Linked DNA regions of Homo sapiens: region 1 is linked to region 2. A link is an interaction called in ENCODE POLR2A ChIA-PET data of the cell type or tissue named here. Cell type or tissue: A673. All regions are shown on one strand. Links, peaks and the distances in the headings refer to the core of each region. The heading gives the core; the rest is flanking DNA.

The links. Peaks named below come from ENCODE experiments on the same cell type or tissue, not always from the same donor. Only the 100,000 strongest peaks of a DNase experiment are listed, where the experiment ranks them.
Region 1: POLR2A ChIA-PET joins it to region 2 with 5 read pairs; 3 of 35 experiments call an interaction of 5 or more read pairs at or near these places.

What each region holds. Positions count from the first base shown.
Region 1 is chr12:95,876,480-95,886,429 of GRCh38, forward strand. It overlaps CCDC38 (coiled-coil domain containing 38), which reads right to left. Exons shown (of 16, transcript NM_182496.3): 11 at 5,006-5,075; 12 at 3,165-3,316; 13 at 1,732-1,867. Among named protein-coding and RNA genes, the nearest start is that of SNRPF, 23 kb to the left of the region's middle. In A673, for the core only: no CTCF peak of the experiment used is centred there; no DNase peak of the experiment used is centred there.
Region 2 is chr12:95,823,708-95,833,657 of GRCh38, forward strand. SNRPF-DT (SNRPF divergent transcript) reads right to left here. Exons shown (of 3, transcript NR_135014.1): 2 at 9,310-9,377. Among named protein-coding and RNA genes, the nearest start is that of LINC02410, 26 kb to the left of the region's middle. In A673, for the core only: no CTCF peak of the experiment used is centred there; DNase peaks (open chromatin) are centred at 2,834, 4,464, 5,454 and 6,504; H3K4me3 peaks cover 3,779 bases; H3K27ac peaks cover 4,869 bases.

The sequences.
Region 1 (9,950 bases), core at 1,157-9,156, 53 kb after region 2:
TCCACAACATTGAGAATGTACTTAATGCCATTGAATGACACGCTTAAAATAGCTAACAGGTAAATTTGGTTATGTATATTGTACCACAGTTTTAAAAAAAATGGTTAGAAAAAAACAGCACTGAATTGAAAGGTGGCTATCATCACACCTCTTGGCCCCGGCAATGCACAACCCCATCCCCTACTAACTCAGGGCACTATAACTCCCTAGGAAATGTGTGTGTGTCTGGAGGAGCCATAACCAGCTTGTGCTTTTTGTAACCCTGTTCACCTGTGGGTAGGGGAGGACAGTCTTCTTCTGATGCAGTTCTCCCAGTTCTACTTCTGTTTGAAAATCAAGTTCATATCCATAAATGTGATGTTGTGGCAGGCCAGGTCTCACTAACGCAAGCCTCCTTAACAACTGTTTTCAGTACTGACTGAGTGGTTAAGTTAAATATTAAAAGCCAGTGCCCTTATACAAAGGCTGGAATGTAACAAAAGCCCACCAAGAGTTTTGCCTAGACCTTTCCAGGGTCTTAAAGAATGACAAAATAATGAAGGAATTCTCAACAGGACTCAGTTAAGATTAAACAAGTTTTATTGGGGATGAAGAAACTCTCCAGGCCTCCACAGACAAGTTTATTGGGGATCTGAAGGAACTACCCAAACCTCCCTGATTTAGCAGGAGACAAGATAAGGGTAATCACCCCAACATCTGGACCCATTTAGATTAAGTAAATTTACTGAGGCTCCAGAGGAAGGTCTTCAGGACTCAGACCTTCGTTATAGATCAAAAGAAGTTAATCACTCATGTCTTTAGATGAGTGCACACTTACACACAGACATATAGCTTAGAAGGTATATAAGCTCTGGAAAACTTTGTAGTTTTGAGTTGGTCTGGCAATAATTTCCAGGCCTTCTCCCTATAACCAGTTACAGAAATAAAAACTGTCTTCCTCCCCAGTTCATCTGCATCTCGTTATTGGGCCACGAGAAATAGCAGCCCAACCCTCAGTTTGGTCCCGAAACAATGTTAGCCTTATATATTAGCTTTGAATTTTTATTTCATTTGAGGTTTTTATAAGGTAATCAATGTTAGATGGAGCTGGTTGTGGGTCTAAAAGCTAACCTCATCATTCATTCAACAAACATTTATTGAGCACCAACTTTAAAGGGACCCTCAACTGAATGAAGAATAATAAGTCAATCCCTGCACTCAAGGGGGTTTGCATCTAGCTGAGAGATGAACTTGTCAATAAATAAGTGTACTAGCACATATCACAGCTGTTTTGATAATGAGTCTATGCAGGCCTGAAGAGGCAAAAATCTAGTACAGGCTCAGTGTTGGGAAAATTTTCTAGTCAGTGCTGAGTCACTGTTAATTGTGTTGATTCATGGCTTCCTCTGTTAATTACTCCTGGAATTACCACCAAAATGATAACACACAGTGAACTACTACATATGTCTAGGCTCTGAAGAAATGTATTTCGAGGGGAAACTATGGTCAATATCATGCATTGCAAAAGAGCAACGTTTTAAGAGAACCCCAATGCCAATTTGAATGCTTTCTGCCTATGTAAATTGGCTATTACATAATGGCAAGATAAATTCCAAGCTGGCTTTCCACTTCTGTCATCAATCTAGGACTTGTGATTTGCTTTAACTCTCCTATTCACATACTTAGGACACAGGGAATAAAAATTATAATCATGAGCCAAAATGAAATCACCATAGGCAAAGAGTGATTTACCTGAGCATCTGAATTAAATTCTCCAAAGCTAAAGAGCTTGGACTTTAATTGCAATTCTGCTGCTTTCTCTTCTTCTCTCACACAGTTAGCTTTAAGCATTTTTTCTTGCTCCAAAAGAAACTCTATGTTGCTATTTCTATTACAAAAGAAGAAAGAGACCCTCATCTGAAATTTGTGGTTAGTGAAATAACCATCAGTCAGGAGCTTTAACACTCTAGATCATGTGTCAAAATCCATGTAGTGAGCCAAATACAAGTCTGTATTTGAAGACATTGCCAAAGTACATGCAACTTTTCAAGTTAAAATGAGAAAAATACATGCACAAATGCTGTTTTTAACTTCCATCAGAAGGCATTTTCTTCCCCTCCCCTACTTTTGTGGTTCCATTCGAATTCCCCCAAATAGCAGCAGAGCTGAGGCATCAGGAACCCAGTGTTCTCAAACGTGGCTGATAATCAGAATATGTGGGGAGCCGAGAGGGAAAATATAGACTCCTAATTCCCTCACCTAAAGATTCTGATAAGATCCTCTAGAGATAGATTCTATATATCCCCCTTTCCTGCCTACCTGCACCCACCCTGTCCCAGAAAATCTTATTGTGGAGGTGGGTGGAGGGCCATTAGACACTGTGAAGATTGGAAAAGATACAAGGATTAAAAAGTCTCAGAAATGGTAATGGGTAGCTGTGAGATAATGATTTTTATTTAGATTCTTCTGAACAAATTAATTTGTTTTGAAGTTAAATGTAGTTTGACCTATTGTTTAAAAAGATTGCCATCTTCTGGCCCAGAAAACTGTTCTGAGAAAAGGTTCTACACATTTTTGCAATGAGTAGATACAAAGATTTATTCTCTGTAATTCAATTCTTTTTCAAGTTTGTAATACTATATATTTTTAGATGAGGAAGGAATTTTGTGAGGGATCAAATCCAGCTGCTTTCCCCTGACAGAAATCCTTTCTATATTCGCCCTGAGATATTGACAGGAACTTTATAAAATGATATAATATTTAATCACAAAAATTATTTTTCTGAGAGTCACAGCCAATGAAAATACATTTGTTAGCATTATCATCCACAGCATGATTTGGTAAAGTAAATGACAGCTAGCCAAGTGATAGGGCGAAAACTATACCGGACAAAAGTTAAGGCAGTAGGTACCATTTTAATTCTTTTTAGTCATTTTTCAAAGTATCTTTTATTATTACTAGTAGGAAAATACGTTGACAAGTGAAAGGAAGTAGGGACAAAATTAAAGCCAGTCTATTCTGTGTAAATACGACGTCTACGTTTTGCACTCCACAATGTAAACTATTAAAAACCCCAGCCTACATTCACAGAGACCACGAGGAAGAGCCACATGTGAGTGAGTTGGACCCAGGCTCTGGTTAGAAATTGCTTAATGGAATAAATCTACTTGTTTATAATGACTTACGTTTTATCCTGTATAACTTTTTCTCTTTTGTTTACCTCTTCAAGATTTTCATCTACATCTTGGGAATATTGAAACAAAGTAAGATTCTGCTCTTCCAGCTCTCTGAGGACTTGAAGTAACTCCTCTGGTTCCTTGAAATAAAGTGCTGGCTCCTAATTAATCAATAATGAAGAATATAATTTACTTAAAAATATGCTACCTATGCACATGTGACTTATCTAGAAAATACAGTGGGGTAAAGGAAGACAGTTCTAAGGATGAGGGAGACACAGGTAGGAACTTGTATGGGAAACTCGCCTATTTCCAAGTGAGAGCTGGCTTTCAGAAAGAGCACATTTGCAGTGTTGTGGGGAGATGAGGGTATTAAAAAAGGGATGGGGAAGAAAAAAGGAAGAAGAGGGTGAGGAAAAGGAGACAGAGCAGAAGAGGAGGCAAGTGCGGGAAAAAGGGAAAGGGAGAAGGAATAGAAGAAAGATGACAGGAGGCTGAGTGAAAGTCATTTTCTCCCCACATTTTAATTATTTTATATTTCCTACATTTTTAAGATAAAGTATGTGTTACCTTAAACATTTTTTTAAAAAATTACTTGGGCATTTGCACACCCATGTTCCTCATTATTCACGATAGCCAAGACATGGAAGCAAGAATGTCCATCAATGGATAAATGGATTAAGTCAATGTAGTATACACATACTATGGAATATTATTCAGCTTCAAAAGGAAAGAAATTGACCGGGTGCGGTGGCTCACACCTGTAATCCCAGCACTTTGGGAGGCCGAGGTGGGTGGATCATGAGGTCAGGAGTTCAAGACCAGCCTGAGCAAGAGGGTGAAACCCCGACTCTACTAGAAATACAAAAATTAGCCAGTCATGGTGGTCGGTGCCTGTAATCCCAGCTACTTGGGAGGCTGAGGCAGAGAATTGCTTGAACTCAGGAGGCGGAGGTTTCAGTGAGCTGAGATCGTGCCACTGCACTTCAGCCTGGGCAACAAGAGTGAAACTCCATTTCAAAAAAAAAAAAAGGAAACAAATCCTGTCATATGCTATAACATAGATGAACCTTGGATACAGTATGCTAAGTGAAATAAGCCAGGCACAAAAAGACAAATACTGAGTGATTCCACTTACATGAGGTATCTAAAATAGTAAAACTTTTAGAAACAGAATGTAGAATGGCAGTTGCCAGGGGCTATGGGAGGGAGAAAAGAGGAGTTGTTTAATGAGTATAGAGTTTCTATTTTGCAAAATCAGAAAGTTCTAGAGATCTATTGCTTACAGTTGACACTACTGTAATGCACACTTAAAATGGCTAAAATGGTAAATTTTTTACATGTTTATTTGTCACAATTTTTTAAAAAGATGACTTGGATAAGGTGTGTAATATACAACAATGAATGGTATTTGTTATCCCTTTTGAGTTTCTGTGGTTGCATTTCGGGTGGGGTTAGCTCAAAGTCAATCTTGCAGCAATAAAGGGTTGTTTTGTTGAAGGCCTATTTATTTTATGGTTCAGCTACCCAACACATCTCAAGTCCCAATAAAATGCAATCAGCAAGTGGCTATTTTTACAAGAAGATTGTAGATTTTATATATATTTTTATATATATATAAAATATATATATCCTAAATCATTACCTTCTTCTAGATACTTATTTGTTATAAAATGTCTTATGACAAAGATAGATTATATATCCAATTGGAGAATAGTATCAAAATTATATTTCTTTCTGGAAGGTTTGTGCAATATTTTGAATAAAATATTTTAATTTCAAAAGAATAAATGATCATCAGTATTTTTCACCAAACCCAATATTTAAACTAGCAAATATAATCTGGTTACCAAATCAACGTCCATTTCATCATCTAAAAGGAATTCCAAACTGTCTTCTGAACCGAAACTTTCAGCCAGGCTGTAAAAGAAAAAAGAAAAAGAAAATGTCTGATTTGTGAGCCATTTTCTGTCAACAGGTTTGCATTCCTCTCTAAATTGTCGTTGGAACCCAACTGTAACATAATTATTTTCAATAGCAGGTTTAGCCTTTTAGGGAACTGCTGATTGCAGAAATCAATGGATTCCATGAATATACAAAAGAAAATTGGATTCTGTCCCAGACACAGCTGACATACACAAACAATGAGACCACATGGGAGGGCCATACCATATGGTACCAATTATTTGAGGTGCATCTATAAAGTAAGGTAACTTTATTTTTAAAGAAACACATGACAGCCTATGTTGCCTCATCCTTTTGTCCTTTTAATGCATTCTTCTTGAGAATCTGAATGTGCTCTACTTCTCAAAATGAAAGCTGTATCACAGCCTTCTGACTGTCCCCAAGTAAGGCAATGCTTCTCTCTTTAAGAGCAGATTTTACTTCTCAAAATATCTTCCAATCAGGCTGACAAAATGTTGGTTGGGGTGATGGACAGTGAGATACCTCCTTAAAGCATAATCATGTGGCTTGGAAAGTGGCTCTGGAAAAATCCTGTAAGAAAGATCAGTGGAAACTGATTGCAATATTAAAGAAGCAGGGATAGGGAGAGAGTAAGTTGGCTGTTGTTGTGATCTAGGTCATTAACACTTTCAGATAGAGGGCAGTGATGATGGCAACGATGAGTAAGTGTGTGGGGAGGGAGGAGAATTTAGAGATATATGGAAGAATGAAATCATGGGAACCAAAAATAGAAAGGGCTCTTGGGGCCATGAGAGAAGAGACAAAGATGACTCCAACATTTGTGGTCTGGAGCCTGGAAAAATGGAGGTAGCACTCACAGGAAGGAAAACAGCTTACAGATGGGATAAGGAAAAGATTAATATTTGCTTTATTCATGTTGAGTTTGAGGGGACAAAATACACACCTGGAGCTGCCTATTGAGCAGCTGGAGAGAAAGTGTGGGAAAACAGAAAGGACCAGGGACATAGATGAATTTTAGGGAAACATACCCTGAGAAAGCATTTGACATTACAGTCCACCCTTCTCTGCTCTTGGGTTGAGCAACATCACTTTCTAATCACTCTCTTCCCACCTCTCTGATACTCTTGTGGTCTTTTGGGGCTCCTCCTCAGTCTTCTTCCCTTCTCCTTCTACCCATTCTTTTGGGGAGACCTCATCCATCTCATGGATTCAACCACTGCTAATACACTAATGACTCTCACATCTCTATCTCTTTCTTGAGCTTTAGATTTCAATGTCCAACCTTCAACTGGACATCATTACCCACATGGCTGTCCCACAGGGAGCTAAAATGAACATCCAAAATCACACTCCTTCTCTTCTCCTCAGGCAGGCCTGCTCCTCTTACTGGGTTCCCAATATTATTGGATGGCAAGACCATGCACCCAGTTGCCATGCTAGAAATCTGGGCGTTATCTGTAACCACTCTCTTTTCCCGACACTTCCCTCAATCTTTACATAAGCCGTTCAAAGTCCTGTCAGTGCCACTTCCCTATGTCTCTCACAGCCTTTCTTTCTTTGTTTCCGATGCCATTATCTGGTTTAGGCAGTCCAATCTCTCTCACCTGAATTGTGACAATAGACTCCTAACTGGCCACTGTACCTCTAGTTTTGTCCTCCACCATTTCATTCTCTAAAATACTGCCACATCCATCTTTCTAAAGTGCAAATAGGATTGGGTCTCTGTCACACTCTTGTTTAAAACATACAGTGTCTCCCCAGGGCCCTTGGGACAAAGCACAGGCTGCTTAGGTAGATAGCATCACCACTTCCCTGCTCATGGTGCAGTGCCCATGTACTCCTTGAGCCTCTCCCCCTTTTACCCAGAATGATAAACCTGCCATTCTGAACAGAGCCAAGCTCTGTCATCTCTGTACCAGAAAGCACTCCCTCTTCCAGAGCTTGTCCTCACTAACTCTTCCTCCTCTTATAGACTCAGCTTAGAGGCATCCTGTTCTGAAGCACATTCACTGATCCTGCCCTTGCCCTCCCATGCCCTCACCTCTCCTCTGGGTTGAGTCCTACCTTTGCATGCCTGTGGCACTCTGGGCTTATCCTTCTAATAACATTATCACATTGTATTGCAATCAACTTGGCTGTCTTCCTCCCTAAATGGTAAGGCCCTTGAGGGCAGAGATTATCTTTTGTTTATTGTTGGGGCACTCAATAAGTATTTGTTGAATGAATGGATGAGACTAGGAGAGTGGTGAGCTTTCTGAGGGAGCGAATGTGGTGTCTGCATGTTACTGTGAGCATCTAGATGCAGAAAAGGCATTTGGCAGGATTCAACACTCATTTTGATAAAAACTCTCAGGAAAACTGGAACAGAGAAGAACTTTCTTAACTTGATAGAGTATGCACATCTACAAAAATCCTCCAGCTAACGTTATATTTAATGGTGAAAAACTGAATCCTTTCAAGACTGGGAACAAGACAAAGATATCTGCTCCCTCTACTCTTATTCAACATCAAAAGTTCTACCCATTGCAATAAAGCAAGAAAAAGAGATAAAAGGCATAAAGATCAGAAAGGAAGAAATAAAGCTGTCGCTATGTGCAAATGACATAATGGTCTACTTAGAAAGTCCACAGGAATCTTTAAAAACAAAACAAAATTCTTGAACTAATAAGTGAGTTCAGTACGGTCAGGGTATACAATCAATTGTATTTCTCTATATTAGCAATGACTGCATGGACACCAAAATACAAAGTACAATACCATTTACAATTGTTCAAAAAGAAAAGACAAAAATATTTTGCTATAAATCTAACAAAACATGTATAGGATTTGTAAGCTGAAAACTACAGAAGGCTGAAGAAATCAAAGAAGATCTAAACAAATGGAGAGTCAGACTGTGTTTATGGATTGGAAAATGTAACATAGTAAAGAAATCAATTATCCCCAAATTGATATACAGGTTTGTGTTAGTTTCCTAGGGTTGATGTAACAAACAACAGCTTAAAGCAACAGTAACTTATTCTCTCACAGTTCTGGAGGCTAGAAGTCAGAAATCAAGGTGTCAACAGGCCATGTTCTCTCTGAGAGCTCCAGGGAAGAATCTATTAATACCTTTCTCTTAGCTGCTCCTATTGCCAGCAGTCCTTGGCTTGCAGCCACATCACTTCAATCTCTGTCTCTGTCATCACATGGCATTCTCCCTGTGTCTCAGTGTCTCTTCTTTTGTAAGGACACCAGTCATACTGAATTAAGGGTCTACCCTAATGACTTCATCTTACTTTGATTAAGTCTGCAAAGGTGTAATAAAAATATATATATTTTTTCCAGATAAGGTCATGTACATAGTACCATGGGTTAGGACTTCTACATATCTTTGTGGGGGACATAATTCAACCCATAAAAAGGCTTAACACAATTCCCATCATAATTCCAGAAAGTTTTTTTGTAGATATAGATAAGGTTATTTTAAAATTTATATAAAAAGAAAAAGGAGCTAGAATAGCCAACACAGTTTTGAAAAACAGGAATTACATAAGAAGTCTCCCTGACCTCGAGACTAATAGCTACAGGCCATTTCCTGTTCCCTGTGTTGTGTGTTGGAATCTGGAGCAATGAAGACCTCTGTGCCCTTAGGCGGGTCCTTCCTGTTTTCTCTATTGTTTTGGAATTCTTCTGGACTCGACCCAGTCCTAAGACACAGATCTTCAGTGGATAAAGAAGACACTGTTTGGACTGCAGCAATGACTGAGTTGACTGCTGATGGCTTAGGTCACTGTCTGACTTGCAATAGTTTCAATGTGTTCTGATGATTGGTTGTTAGAATGAAAATAAGGCCCTTTGATAACAACTCAGAAATTAAAACTGGTGACATACACCTGGGAGATAACTGTCCTGTAACAAGACTGTTGCCATTTAACTATGAGTTTTCTTATCCTGTCACTTCTTGTGGGATCAAGAAAATTATGTTCCAAAGAAATGATGTTGCTATATTATCAGAGATCAGTTACAGACCAGTGCTGCATACTACCTATAAATTTCCAGTGGTTTGCTTTGTAAAGAGGCTTAAGTTCCCATCTGTGATGCATTTTGGAATGAGTGGATTTGATGTCAACACCTTGAAAGATATCACTCAAAACATAGAAGAACAAGAGTCATCAGCTCCCACACAAAGTAAAACATGTGAACCTAATTTTAGCAGTGTTAATTAGGAGCAACTATCCACGAGTCACTGCATCAATAATGCCTATGTTATAACATCCTATCCTCCCTAAGGCACGGGAGCAAGTAGTACATACTTGTCTGAGAACCAGTTCCATTAATACTATGGTTGTATCTGTCCAAAGATAAGTAGCAGTATGTTACCAGTTTCACTACCTTTGGAGTTTTGGATAACATATCTATACTGTGATATTTACACCTTTTAATGAGTTAATTTTAAGTGTAATTGCTATTCTAACTTTGTGAAATCAAGGCCATACATAATAAAGCTTGCCTATACTAAAAACAAACAAACAAACAAAAAACTAATAGCTACAGTAGTCAAGATCATGTGGCAGGACAGCCACAAAGATCAATGGAACAGAATAGAGAATCCAGAAATAGCCCCCAACAAATATGCCTAAGTGATTTTTGACAAAGGTGCAAAAGCAATTCAATGAAAGAAGCCATTTCAACAAATGGTGCAGGAGCAATTGACATACACAGGCAAAAAAGCACCATCACCACAATCTAAACCTCACCCCTTATACAAAAATTAACTCAAAATGGAAAATGGATCACAAACTTACATGTAAAACTATAAAACACCTAAGAAAAAATATGGAAAAAAATCTTTGAGTCTAAGGCTAGGGAAAACGTTTTAGAATTGACACC
Region 2 (9,950 bases), core at 1,239-9,238:
CAGAAAGATTTGTTGAATCAAATTGCACTGCATGTCTTCCTTTCTAATTTGCTATGAGTTAGGAACCACAAGCAGCCTTTTCCTAACAGTGTTAAAAAAAAGTTTTGTGCTGGGCGCAGTGGTTCATGGCTATAATCCCAGCACTTTGGGAGGCCGAGATGGGTGGATCACTTGAACTCAGGAGTTTGAGACCAGCCTGGACAACATAGTGAGACTCATCTCTAAAAAAAATACAAAAATTAGCTGGCCGTGGTGGTGTATGTCTGTAGTCTCAGCTACTCACGAGGCTGAGGTGGGAGTATCGCTTGAGCCCAGGTGTTGGAGGTTGCAGTGAGCCGAGACTGTACCACTGCACTCCAGCCTGGGCAACAGAGACAAACTCTGTCTCAAAAAAAAAAAAGTAAAGTAAGATAAAAATAAAAAATAGTTTTCCTTTAACAATCCTACTACAGAATCACAGGAAATTTTAAAATATCAAATATATAGCATCTACCTTCCAATTACACATTCAGATGTTTTCACTCATTGCCATATGTGTTATCATCACATATTAACTGTTATCTTTTATCACTATAATAATTGTCTTTTATTACCAACTATATGCTGAGATGCCAAAAAATAAAACTTACCATGTAAGGTGGATTAAACCCCAACGATCAATTCACAGTGACAGTTTACCTTACGCTAACAACCCTTTATGTAAGATGAGAACAAGAGACAGTGAAGTGGTTTAATGGCTCAGTTTCTGCAGATCAGTGAGAACTGGAAGAGTCATGCTGGTTGACTCTCACCCTATTGGCTAAACAGTGGCTGGGCCAGGGCAGGTTTTCTGGTCCTAATATAAGGCCATGATCCACCTATGAAATGCTCCTGGCTTCAGTTTCCTTATTTGAAAATTAAGCATGAAGTATCATTTCATGAACACATAAATAATATAGACTGGTTTCTGAATATTTGGAAAATACAGACAAACATAAAAGTAAAAGTAATGTATAATCTTATCACCCACAGACAACTATTATTAATATTTTGACATATTTCTCTTTAGAAAGAGGAAAAGAGAAAGGCAGGAAAATACACATATATACAAATTAGGAATGGGCTATAACCAGATGTACAGATGAAATCAGCAAGTAGAATACTTATTATTACTTTAAAAAATAAATTACAACAAGATATGAATGATTTTGAGGGAAATATAAATTACCATAACTGGATCAAGAATAAACAGCAGGAAACCTGAATATATCTATAATTATGAAAAAAAAACCCTGAAATCGTTTGCAGAAATTTTCTTCCATGAGGTAGGTATCATTGCAATTCCCCTTTTACAGAATGGGGAAACTTGAAAGGCTACATATCAAGTCACTGGCAGAGGCAGGACTTATCAGTCATTTCATGATCATAATCACCATTCTCTCTAAGTAGATCTGGCCTCCAACAAGAATAAGCTCATACGACAATAGGGAAGTCATTTAACAATCAGTAACCCAGGACCTACTCTGTGCTAGGTGCTCTTCTGGGTACAAAAAATGCAATGGTGGGCTGGGTGTGGTGGCTTATCCTTGTAATCCCAGCACTTTGGGAGGCCGAGGCAGGCGGATCACGAAGTCAGGAGTTCGAGACCAGCCTCACCAACATGGTGAAACCTCGTCTCCATTAAAAATACAAAAATTAGCCAGGCATAATGGCACTTGCCTATAATGCCAGCTACTCAGGAGGCTGAGGCAGGAGAATCGCTTGAACCCGGGAGGCGGAGGTTGCAGTGAACCGAGATCACACCACTGCACCCCAGCCTGGGTGACAGAGTGAGACCCTGTCTCAAAAAAAAATTTTTTTTAAACATATAAAAACATATAAAATTGTTACATGCAATTTTTGCAGATTTGCAGACCTTCTAAAAGCTCATGCCACCTGACGGGCGCGGTGGCTCACGCCTGTAATCCCAGCACTTTGGGAGGCTGAGGCAGGTGGATCACAAGGTCAGGAATTCAAGGCCAGCCTGGCCAAGATGGTGAAACCCGTCTCTATTAAAAATACAAAAATTAACCAGGTGTAGTGGTGGGCATCTGTAATCCCAGCTACTCGGGAGGCTGAGGCAGAGAATTGCTTGAACCCGGGAGGTGGAGGTTGCAGTGAGCCGAGATCACACCACTGCACTCCAGCCTGGGCGACAGAGCGAGACTCTGTCTCAAAAAAAAAAGAAAAGAAAAGAAAAGAAAAGAAATGCAGTGGTGAATAAGGTATAGTTCCTGTGTTCAAGGAGCTTCTAGTTGAGTCAAGACAAGACAAATAATTCTACAAACTATACAGCAACATGTGAATGGTTACAACAGGTAGAAACAAGTGTTGTCAGAACTCAGAGGAAGAAGTTATGCCATGGGTGACAGAGAAGAGTTCGTATTGAAGGTAGGATTTGGGCCAGCTCTCGAAGGGCAGGTGGGGAAGGGAGAGAAAGGTATTCCATGCAGAGGAAGCAGCATGTGTGAAAGCCACATGCCATAGATAATCTATACGTTCGTTGACTTCTTCACTACTTCTCTCTTTAAAAACAGTGCAAAGGGACATTATGCTGCATTTGACCAAAGGCAGTCATTCTTGGCAGCATCCTTTCGTTCTTCCATCATGACAAAACTGCTGTTAGGTCACATTAAAATAGTAGCAATCTTTGGCAGAAACCTACTGTATGCTTCCTTAATGAGTTGTCAGAGGTTCTGTAGTGCCATTTGTCTTCTAAGCTAGTTTTTTATGAAGGCTGTCAGTAAAGGGTAAAGATGGGGATATGCAATATATTCACCAGTCAGCAGGGGGTTGAGAATCTGTTCATTCAGAATCAGCAGGGGACTGTGGGAAAATGTCTATTCTTTAAGCATGCCTCTGAAGGACTACAATTCAAAAGAGGGGGTGAGGTTTGTAAGAGGCTAAGAAAGTCTTCCTCTAATGTAAACTTCCAGGAGTCTCTGCAGGCCCTCTCCTTATAGACAGGGAATGAAATAAAGCCTAGCAGACTTTCTACCATCAGAATGATCTTAATTTTGACAACTCAACAAAACTTAATTCAGAGATCAACAGATGAATCTGATACTATCCAGAAGGTCATGTGTATGGGTAATTAAGTTGACAGTCACAGATATCAAAATAATTCCCACTCAGGCTGCAACTTATGAATTTCACTGTCTTACTGAGGCTATGAACTATATGTAGCATTAAGAATTGAGGTGTTTGTTTTGTTTTGTTGTTTGTTTCTTCCTGAAGTTCTTACAGTTTGGGTTAGAAGAGCTAAGGAGTAAAGTTTGGAAGCAGACAGATCCTGGCTCTGTGACTTATTCTTTGTGAAACCTTGAGCAAGTTACTTAGGAATTCTAGCTAATAATACCTGTTTTACGGAGTGGCTGTAAGGATTAAATGAGATAATGAATGTAAAGCATTGGCACAGAAGTGCTCAATAAATGGCAATCATCATGATGAATATTACTTTTCTGTATATCCAAGAGCAGTCTAGACTTTCTCCAGAACAGAATATGTACCTATAGGGAGATGAAAACTTTTATTAAATATAAATAATTATGGATAAATGAATAATAAGTAAAATATTTTATACCAGCATATTTTATCTTCTGTACTATCCATAATAATCTAGCCTGCTTTCTATAATCAGGTCATCAGGCAGAAAGCGGAACCAGTTTTTGTTCATCTTCTTAATCTATCACACTTCTACTTGCTCTACTCTACTTTGAAATCAAGGTATAAGTATTAGCATGCTTGCAAAACCTCATTTTACAGTGTATGGTTTTAAAATAATTATATTGCACCATCTCACATCCTCAACATATGTGGGAAACTGCTGAAAGCTTTACCTACAAAAAGACTTCATTGTTACTTAAACTGAAAAGCTAGCCTGCCCTTTATTTTGACTATTTATATAAACTATTTGTATAATTGAAAGCATAGTCACGAATCAAAGGATATTCTTTATTTTAATCTTCATTCTTTCTAGTTATTAATTTAAACTATAAGAAAATAATACCATCTTGGCCAGGCGCAGTGGCTCACGCCTGTAATCCCAGCACTTTGGGAGGCCAAGATGGGTGGATCACTTGAGGTCAGGAGTTCGAGACCAACCTGGTCAACATGGTGAAACCCCGTCTCTACTAAAAATACAAAAATTAGCCAGGCATGGTGGTGGGTGCCTGTTATCCAGCTACTAGAGAGGCTGAGGCACGAGAATCACTGGAACCCAGGAGGCGGAGGTTGCAGTGAGCCGAGATCACACCACTGCACTCCAGCCTGGGTGACAGAGTAAGACTCTGTCAAAAAGAGAAAGAGAGAAAGAGAGGAAGGAAGGAAGGAAGGAAGGAAGGAAGGACGGAAGGAAGGAAGGAAGGAAGGAAGGAAGGAAGGAAGGAAATAATACTATCTTAAAGTTGGAAAGATCCCTAAGATTATCTCTCAATCCCTGAATTTGACTAATGCAAAACTAAGGCCTGGATAGGTCAAGGGACTTATGCAAATATCAATGGAACCAAGTTTAATATTTTAAAATTTTTGTCTTCTCTATTGCAGCAGCCATACCTAATATATCCTTATAATTGCTAGAAATAAATAATGGAAGTAATTTTGCATGGAATAAACCTGACTTTTTCTATCTTAATTGGTTGTCACATCTAAGGACAAATATCAGCTATTTGGAACATGGTGAATGACGTTATGAATAACATTAAGTGCCTCATTTCTTAAGATAATAATGGATCACATTATTCTATAATGCATGAAAAAATGTTCTCTAGTGCCTTGAAAGCTAAAGTACTACTCAGGATTCTTCATTTTGGGCATTGGATAGAATTGGATGCGGAATCATATCTGGCTTTGGGAAATCTCATGTTACCTTGCATGCAATTAATATATCTCTCAAATATTTGCCTATATTGTCTTGTTCACTGTAACTACAGCATATACTGGTACAACAAGATGAAAGAAAATAATAATTCTTAACAGAAGATACTCTTTCTGTATGAGAGTAACACAGAATTGCTATTTTTCTGCAAGTCAGTTGATGTCACTCTATAAAACATGCAGTAATTACGATAAACACTAAAATAAACTTCTTAACCTTATACTTCAGCAATTTTTTAGCCATACACATTCAGTCATGCATGTAAAGCTGTCATTTCCAATCTAGACTATTTCTGATTAGTCTTAGCTCTTCTGCAGCAATGCCAATCAAAGTAATTATGTTATCACTGTTCTGGCAATTAAATGCTCTATTTGTTTACTACTGAAAGCACAATTGATCTGGTACATAGTTAAGTTACAAATAGTTCTGTGTCTGATATTAATGAATGCCCATAATGCATTTTTCCCAAGTTATTTCTTCAAAGTTAAAATGGCACAACTTACAATAGAAATTCTTCCCCTTGAAATCAATGGTTCTCAACTGTGGATGACTTCGCCTCCCAGGGGACATTTGGCAATGTCCAGAGACATTTTTGATTTTCAGGATGGGGTGGGGGTGGGAGAAGGTGGAGATGCTATTGGCGTCTAAGGAGTAGAGGCCAAGGATGCTGCTAAACACCCTACAGTGCACAGGACAGACCCTACCACCACTCCAACAAGAAGAATTATTCAGTCCAAAATGTCAATAGTTAAAAAGTTCTGGAGGCAGATGGTGGTGATGGTTGCACAATAATGTCACTAATTAATGTTACTGAACTGTATACTTAAAATGATTAAAATGGTAAGTTTATATTATGTATATTTTTACCACAATAAAAAAATCAATAGTGCTGAGATTGTGAGCTTTAAACCATTGAGAGTTCTTGTGTAATGAAAGTATTTCAGTACTGCTAGGGAAACCAAAATGTACTCTGTACCTGGTAAAATGCCATTCATAAAGCAAACAACTTTACTTTTTTCTTGTAAATCACATTTTGTTTTCCTTGACTGGCTTCCAAATTTCTTTCAGGCACTAGTCAATGATCCTAAACAATAGTTTCCTTCCCTGAATGCATACATAAATGAAAACAAAAACTATAATTAGGGTCTTTTTTCTTTGGCTGAAGCTAGTTTGACTTAGGTTTCTGTTATATACAACCAAAACTCTTGACAAGTAGAAGCAGCAGCAAAGAAATGTGGACAAACAAATTTTGTTTCACAGAAAATAAGAAAACTTAAAACTCACATGGGTTGCAACGGAAAGGAAAGAACAAAACAGTAAGAAGCAATGTGCTCCTAATAACACTGAAGAGGGCAGGAAAGACATTGTATTAGTCAGGGTTCTCTAAAAGGACAGAACTAATAGGATAGATGTATATTTAAAGGGGAGTTTATTAAGGAGTATGAACTCACACAATCACAAGGTGAGGTCCCACAATAGGCCGTCTGCAAGCTGAGGAGCAAGGAAGCCAGTCCGAGTCCCAAAGCTGAAGACAATGTTTGAGGGCAGGAAGCATCCAGCATGGGAGAAAGATGCAGGCTGGAGGACTAAGCTAGATCTAGTCTTTCCATGTTTCTCTGGCTGCACTGGCTGCTGATAGATGGAGCCCACCCAGATTGAGGGTGGGTCTGCCTTTCCCAGTCCAATAACTCAAAAGTTAATCTCCTTTGGCAACACCCTCACAGACACACCCAGGAACAATAGTTTGCATCCTTCAATCCAATCAAGTTGACACTCGATATTAACCATCACAGATGTATTTACTTTTTCTGGTTCTAGTCACAAAGAAAGATGCAAGTGCACACTCAACAATGCTCCACAAATAAGATCTATCTAGTGCTACCTCATCCTAGGCTTCTTCAGATCCACCATCTCCCTACTTTACAATAATCCTACTTGTGTCCACAGTTAGAGCCAGCAATAATTAGTCACTTCACTGAAGTAGTTTAACTTTCTGTTTTTGTCAGTAGCTTTTCATCCTCAGTTTAGTCAATGGTAATTAAAATACTTCCACTGGAACCACACATATGATTAATAACTCTTACTGAAGCTGAATTAGAGCACATCATCCAACCACCACCCTTCAAAAGTTTGGATATTAATACAAAAGAAAATGAAGCTCTAAAATTGGAATGCAATGATTAAAATCAACGGTTCCTTCTCACTTATAGCCACATCATAAAAATAAGTATTTTGCACAACTTTTACTAAAATTACCTTTTCTTAGTTCTGCAATGACAAATTGAAAAAAAAAGGAGGTTGTCAATCTGTCAAAACAAGAGTTTTTAGTCATCTGTGTAGAAAAATCCTTGTCACAACACTGTAAGAATTTTAATACACAAAAGAGATAGGGAGAAGAATATATAGTAAAATATTTTAATGACATCAGGTATAGAAAAATTTAAAGAAAACAAAAAGTAGAAACTATAAAAGAAAATTAAGGCATCAAAAACATTAAAATTAAAACTTTCTGTATGGCAGAGACCCTACTGCCTTAGTCTGGGACAGTGTTTCTCAGAAGCACACAGGTAGCACCTGAGGAGCTTTGAAAAGTACTGATCCTAGGTTACACCTCCCCAAATTCTGGTTTTAATTGGTTGAAGGTACAGCCAAGGTACCTAGAGTTTTAAAAGCTCCCCAAGTGAGTCCAATGTACAGCCAATGTTGAGAACCATTAGTCTAGGAAAAGAAAGTTATAATAATCTACAAGGTATTTTTATCCAGAATTATAAAGTCTTATAGGTCAATGAGAAAAATTCAAAGAACCCAATATAAAAATGAGCAATATTTGAATAGGCAATCAACTGAAGAGAAAACTCAGACCGATAAACAAACACAACAATACTCAATTTTCTAGTAGTCAGGAAAATAAAAAAATCCAAATTACAACAAGATACCAATTCACACTAAGCAGATTGGCAAAATTAAAACATTTGTAAGTACCAAGGACTGGTAAGGGTATCAAACAACAAGAACTCTCAAAGGTGCTGGTGGGAGTATAAACTGGTACAACCCTATGACAGTTAATTTTTTTTTTGAGATGGAGTCTCGCTCTGTCACCCAGGCTGGAGTGCAGTGGCATGATATCGGTTCACTGCAACCCCCGCCTCCCAGGTTCAAGTGATTCTCCTGCCTCAACCTCCCGAGAAGCTGGGATTATAGGTGCCCACCACTACACCTGGCTAATTTTTGGAATTTTGGTAGAGATGAGTTTTTGCCATGTCAGCAAGGCTGGTCTCAAACTCCTGACCTCAAGAGATCCACTCGCCTCAGCCTCCCAAAATGCTGGGATTACAGGCATGAGCCATTGTGCCAGCCATTATAGGTAATTTTATGTGTCGGCTTCGTTAGGCTGAGGTGCCCAGTTGTTTGGTCAAATATGAGTCTAAATGTTATTGCAAATGTATTTTTTTAGATGTGATTAACATTTAAATCAATAGATATTGAGTAAAGTCAATTACCCTCCATAATGTGGGTGGGCCTCTTCCAATCAGTTGAAGGGCTTAGGAGAAAAGACTCAATAAAGAATAATTTTGCCTCAAGACTCCAACATCAAAGCTCTGCCTGAGTTTCCCATTTGCTGGACCGCCCTGCAGGTTTCAAACTCAAGACTACAACAACAACTCTTACCTGAATCTCCAGCCTGCTGGCCCACCCCACCATGCCCACAATCATGTTAGCCAATTCTATAAAATAAATCTATATCTGATTTACATCTATATACATATCCATACCCATATCTCTATATCTCTATCCTCTTGATTCTGTTTCTCTGGAGAACCCCAATTAATATAAACTAACTTTAAAGAACAATTCAGCAATATCTAGAAAAGTTGAAGATGGGTATAGTCAATTTCAACTCCAGGTATATAGCCTGTAGTCCTCAAAGAGACAGGTGAGAAATGGGATGTAGATGTGGGACTTCTATATCTTTTTTAAAAGTTGAGGGTAAGGGGGCAAAGCAAATACGGCAAAATGTTACAGCGTTTTAAATCAGGGATGGAGTATGTTTTACATTGTCATACTATTTTTGGCATTTTTGTGCAGTTTGAAATACTCCATAATTTAAATGAAAGCAATCAAGCAACTTGTGTTAAACATGGTGGTGATGGAAGTGGCCCCAACCAGTAAGCCAAACCCTAAATAAGGTCGAAGTGACGGAGAGCAGACCCAGCAGAGGGCAGGGATGGGATAGGAATGGATTTCAGGGGAAAGCGAGTAGCACTCAAGAGAGCCCCAAGACTTCTCAAAGTCTCTTCATAAACAAAAATTTCCTTTGACTTCTAAGATAGTTAGCTCATCATTAACTGCCCAGGGAAAGAATAGAAATCTGGCAGATGACATGATACCCTGAGGACATCACCGATAACACTAACCTTCATGACTCGGTTAAGGCAATGGCTTCCAGGTTTCTCCACTGTCAAGTTACTGTCTTCCTCTTTTCCTGGGGAAAAAGATCATATTTAAAAATAATTTATTGAAAATAATTAAATAAATGAACTTGCTATCCAATCAGAAGAACACTTGGATGAGTATTGCCTTACAGTGGGTTTTATCAGAAGTTGAAAGAAGATGGCACCCAGCAAGAAAAACTATACAAGGAATGGAGTGGGATGAAGGTAGAAAAAAAATAAGCAAACGATGTTGCCCATTTTCCTTCTGTTCATTGCTTTTCTACTCCCCCTTCCTTTCTTGGTCTTGAAAGTCTTTTTTTCTTCCTTTTGTTAACTGGCTCCTGCTAGGTCCAAGTATAAAGGAACCATGTCTCTATTTGTTAATCATTGTATTCCCAGAGCTTATAGTAGCCAGTGATAAATGGGTACTTACTGAAGAATGGAAAAGAAAGAGGAGAGAAGCGATAGAAATAGAAAGAAGAAACAGTAAGATAAAAGATGGGAGAAAGGAAGGAGCTTACTGATCATACCAGGTTATTAATATATTCCTTAACATTTATTTTATTTATGTTCCATGAACTCAATAATATTAAGCTATATTGATTTAGGATAGTTTCTCTAAG